Linked DNA regions of Mus musculus: region 2 is linked to region 1. Evidence: chromatin loops called from intact Hi-C (ENCODE). Cell type or tissue: heart. All regions are shown on one strand.

The links. Peaks named below come from ENCODE experiments on the same cell type or tissue, not always from the same donor. Only the 100,000 strongest peaks of a DNase experiment are listed, where the experiment ranks them.
Region 2: it touches region 1 in a loop (2.2-fold over the local background); 3 of 42 quality-filtered maps call a loop at or near these places.

Annotation. Positions count from the first base shown.
Region 1 is chr6:30,895,404-30,897,903 of GRCm38, reverse strand. Copg2 (coatomer protein complex, subunit gamma 2) reads left to right here and starts at 1,110. Exons shown (of 24, transcript NM_017478.3): 1 at 1,110-1,243; 2 at 2,310-2,362. The coding sequence starts at 1,207. Tsga13 (testis specific gene A13) reads left to right here. Exons shown (of 8, transcript NM_054073.2): 8 at 661-923. The coding sequence ends at 830. In heart, a CTCF peak has its summit at 1,154; a DNase peak (open chromatin) is centred at 1,083; H3K4me3 peaks cover 1,880 bases; H3K27ac peaks cover 1,884 bases.
Region 2 is chr6:30,508,400-30,510,899 of GRCm38, reverse strand. Tmem209 (transmembrane protein 209) reads left to right here and starts at 1,117. Exons shown (of 15, transcript NM_178625.4): 1 at 1,117-1,215; 2 at 2,098-2,234; 3 at 2,388-2,446. The coding sequence starts at 1,213. It also overlaps a transcript of Ssmem1 not described here. In heart, no CTCF peak of the experiment used is centred here; a DNase peak (open chromatin) is centred at 1,129; H3K4me3 peaks cover 1,874 bases; H3K27ac peaks cover 2,314 bases.

The sequences.
Region 1 (2,500 bases):
TACTAGTGGTGCCATTTCTAAGCTAACATCTCTGTCCCCCAAATGATGCCCTATCATTTGTGTGTGTGTGTGTGTGTGTGTGTGTGTGTGTGAGAGAGAGAGAGAGAGAGAGAGAGAGAGAGGGAGAGAGAGAGAGAGAGAGAGAGAGAGAGATCTGAGTAGAAGTTGTCAAGTTTGGTTAGAAGGTTGCCCAAGAGGCAAACCACGCCCTCAACGGAGGAAGGACTGTCATTAAGATCTTAAAGTAGTCAACGCCCTAAGAACAGGTGAAGCTGGAAAGACCTTCTAGAAATGTGATGTCTTCGATGCCCAAGGCATTAAAAGCGTGTTTTTCATACTCTGAGACGAGGACAAAAAAAAAAAAAAAAAAAGAGAAAACATTTGGAAAAGCACTGAGACACATGAGTATCCCTTAAATTACTTGAGTGTTATGCAGATTGAATCATTTGAAAATGGTGAAAGCCAAGAAAACTACACTGGTTTGGGTGAAGAAGGAATCATAAGAAGTTGGGAATGGCAGTCCCCAAATCTACCCTCTTGGAAAGTTAAATTAAGACCAGCTTTTCGGTCTCCTCAAATGGATCACATCACGCCTTCCTTTTAGTACGCTTCTAGTGCTCTCAGAGTCGCACATTCAACGTGTCCTATGCTTTGTCGTAGTTTCCATGAAGTCAGAGAGTGAAACACCAACTTCGCAAGTATTTTGGGAACCCCTGACATTTTCAAAGCTCCTAGAAGAGAAGCCTACAAGAAGTGTGCCAGGGGAGAGCTTCTTTCGCCATGGAAGGGCCCAGCAGTGGATTGTCAAAGATGCGGCTGTCATTTGGTGAAGACAAAGACTTAAAGCCCCACTCCTCACTCTCCAAGAACTGAGGGGGCCTGGAGAAGTCACTAACCAAATAAAGTTCCCTGTTTGTTGTCTCAGACCTGGCTTGCAGAGTTTGTGAAGCGGGGCGTGGTGAGCCTCCGGGCAGATTCTGGCCACGCCCCCGTGCGGCAGTGGGCGGAGCAGGGGGCGTGCCTGCGTCCCTAGGGGGCAAGGGCGGCCGCGGAGGCCCGAGGGGGGCGGGCCTTGGCCCCGAGTGACGGCCCGCCGGCCCAACCGGTGCGAGAACCCAGGGCCTGCCTTCCTGCAGCGTCTTCCGCTCGCCGGCTGCGGCGCCTGGGACGGTTGCGGTGGGTCTGGGCGCTGGGAAGCCGTCCAAGATGATTAAAAAATTCGACAAGAAGGACGAGGAGTCTGGTACGCGCGGCGCTCCGGACGCCCACTCTCAGGCGCAAGGGTTTCCCCCCTTCCCTCGCCCGCAGCCACCTGCTCTGGGGGGCGGCCGCAGCGGCGGGGTCTGCCCGAAGCCCCTCCCCCGGCGCCGGGGCCTCCCCTCGGGCCGCGCGCTCCTGGCCGGGAGTCGCCTCGAGCGCTCGGCGGCTCCGCCCCGGCGCGTCCCCGCCCCCCGCGCCCGCCCCCCGATCGAGCCCCTCCGAGCCGGCCCTCCGTGGGGCCCTGTCGGGGGGCGAGGAGGTGCGCGCGCAAGTCTCGGTACCCTGGGGTTGCTGGTGGGGTTAGGCCCCAGGGCGAGCACCCCCTGTTTTGGGAGCTGGGGTCGACCGGGCCAGGGTTGCGTGTTTATGGACTCTGAAGGGCCTTGATTCTCCTGTTCCCAGGGGTTAAGACTGCCCGGTGGGACACAGCTCATTGAATGCTCAGGCATCCAGAAGTGACTTGCGTGTTGATACCTGTCTGTGGTGCAGTGCAAGTGGGGAAGATGCCAAGCCTCTTCAAAAAAAAAAAAAAAAATCTTCAGCTCTTCAGTGGTAGCTGCTCTCACAAGTGTGGTGGAAGGTTGGGTTAGTGGACCTTCATGGCCTCATCCTGCATGGCCTTTACATCTGTGACTCTCTGCGAAACTGTTCCTTTCTGCTTCAGTAAATGTGTGAAACACATAAAATAGGGCTTGCTTTTAGGGAAATCCATAGTGTCCTGTCATCTCATTACTCTTGGTGGTGGTGGAAACCGACACATTTGTTAACATCCATGGGATGGGGGAGGGGGAAGCAGGGAATGAAGGCACTCATTTTGGATAGGGTTCCTATATCAGGAGAAGTCCAAGATATCTCAGTATGGCAATGACAGAATTTGAACCAGAATCAAAATTACTTCATCCAACTTCTTTGCATATTAGTAATAGTTGTCCTTGTGACTTCCAAGGGATCATTCTGTTTAGGTGAGATTTCCAAGCATGCAATATCCTCCTTTAGAAAAGTCTTTGTAGTCCAGCTATTGAAGACCTTCTCTTTTTCTTATACTATAGGTAGTGGTTCCAATCCTTTCCAGCATTTGGAGAAGAGTGCTGTCTTGCAGGAGGTATGGCTTGGATGTGTACAGTGCCTTATCAATTCTGTTTGAGAATAATGGGCAAAGAACCTAGGAAGTACAAAAGTCAGGACAGCCAAAAAAACAGTGAAGGACCGTAGACCCACCTGACAGTCTGAATATCGGTCT
Region 2 (2,500 bases), 390 kb after region 1:
TAAATAAATCTTTGGGCCTTTTTAGATAGACTTACATGTGGAGAAATGAGCTGTCATTTTGGATTTGACTGTATACTGACAGAATTGAACCTGTTCTCTTGGAACAATTGTCAAGTTAGTTCATCTCCAAATCTATGTCCAGATCCAAACATTGTACTAAGACAATATAAACATGATTTTAAAAAAAACCTAAAAACCTATTAGCTCTTTAAGAGCATACACTATGCACTACCACAATGAAACTTCATTTTCTTCTGTTTAATCTTGATATTTAGTTACTATCTTGAGACAATGTCATTATGGCTAGCTTTGGAACTCCAGAGGCACTTGCCCCCGCCTCTCGATTGCTGGGATTAAAGGCATGTATGTACCAAGGCCTGGCTGGCACACTTCTCCAGGCACTGGCTACGCTGGCCACTAGTTGGGCCAGTGCTGCCACTCCCAAGAAAGCTCTTCCAGAGTTGGACTTGCTTCCCTGTCCTCACCTGCAGGACACAGGCAAAGCTCTTTAGAACAATAGCCAGGAAGCCAAGCCCCCATCCCTGCCTCGTACTCCACACATGGCGTATTGTCAGAACTTGCACTAGCTACTAAGGAAAACCACTCACCTCCCTGGTGACTCTTTTCTCAGTTCTTTCAAAGAACATTCAGGGCAAAGGTGGGGTTTTGTTTGTTTGTTTGTTTTTAACCCCAAAACCACCACTAACTTCAATAGAACGTTCCAGTTTTTCTTCCTAATGCTGCATCCTCATAAGGTGGATATTTGAGAATTTACATTGGGTCAAACCAATTGAGGGAGAAAACACTTCAAAAGAGGAAAAATGCTTTGTCATTGCTGAGTGTGTCTAACACATCAGGCATGCTTGTATCCTACCAATTAGCCGTAGGGGGCCCTAGATAAAGCTACAATTAGTAATATCCAAACTTCAGCTTGCTACAATCATTACTTTTTACTAAGTGTTCAGAATCTGGTCTGAATTTTGCAGCTCAGCCTTTTCCTGCAGCTAAGTAGGAGGCACAAATCCGAGGGCGTTCCCCTGGCAACGATCGCGGCTCGGGTCCTTCTGCCCCACCCCTCTCCCTCTCGCGAGAAGAGAGGGCCCGGTTCTTCCGGTAACTGTAGCCCGGCTTGCCCGCCGCCGCCGCCTTAGTCTTGCCTCTGCGCATGTGCAGTAGGGAGTGGCGCGAGTCCACGGCTTCCTGCTGAAGAACATGGTGCGTTTGGGGGGGTTGTCTTGTGCTTCCTGGACATGGAGTCCGTGCTGTTCCCTCAGAGTTCCAAACCTAAAGTTGTGCCTGAGGTTCAGCCAGGGGATGATGTAGCTAGGAATCTTGCCACTTGTAGTGCAAGGGAAGAAAGACACATGAAGGATAATTATAAAGCTCGTACTGAGGTAGCCAGGGAGGGAAGCTCTCCGAGGAGAGTTTTGGCGCGGGGCAGGAAGGCGGGAAGGATGCTAATGTGCTCTAGAATATGACTCCCGGGAGCTGCCCTCTCAGTGATTGCAGAGCTGAGCCTAGCGAGACAAAGGAGATGACAGTTTTAGTAACCCAAACTGAACGCACGTGTTCCCGTTCCCGTCTCTCTCTTGACTCTTCACGTGAATAGTACCCGTCCACCCCGTGAGAAAAGCTTTACAATTTCATCACCAAAAGGAGATGCTAAGCCTGTATCACTCCATGGTCAAGGTTAGGGTCTGACACAGTAATGACAAAAGTTGATATCTGGTGTCTCTTCATCTAGATGTAGTAACTCGAAGCAGAGACAAAAGAACTCTTTGCGAACTTAATAACAAACCATTACATTATGTAGCAAAACATTTTAATTTATTGGAACCATTAGCTTCTCTGAAATAACCAGCAAGTTCCCTGCTGATTTTTCTGTGGTACCTAAGAAGATATTTCAGGGTTGTGTATACTAATATTAAAGTTTCATATACTAATATTAAAGGGGAAAGTTGGGGAGAAATTTTAAAGAAGAGAAAAGTTGGGGGGGGGAGCAGTTACTTTACAACAGACATTTTTGATTTCTTAAGAGTAGTTTCTTTTCATTTCAGGCTGTTTTGTTTTTTTGTTTTTTGTTTTGCCTTTGAATAGATGCAAGGAGACGTAAGCCCCAATCCTTCCCTTATTGACAGAACCATCAAGATGAGAAAAGAAACAGAAACTAGGAAAGTGGTTTTAGCTTGGGGACTCCTAAATGTATCCATGGCTGGAATGATATATACTGAAATGTAAGTTAATCAGCCCATAAGTGAAAATTTTAACTATTGTTGGCTGGCACTGTGGCTTTTTATATTTGTTTTGGTTTTAAGTGTTTGGTTGGTTTGTGGTGGGCGTGTTATTTATTTATTTAAATAACTGGAAAGCCTTTCTAATCTTTTCAGGACTGGAAAGTTAATCAGTACATATTATAATGTGACATACTGGCCCCTCTGGTATATCGGTAAGTAATTTCCACTATAATTTAGATTTACTACATATGAAAACTTGCTTGTAA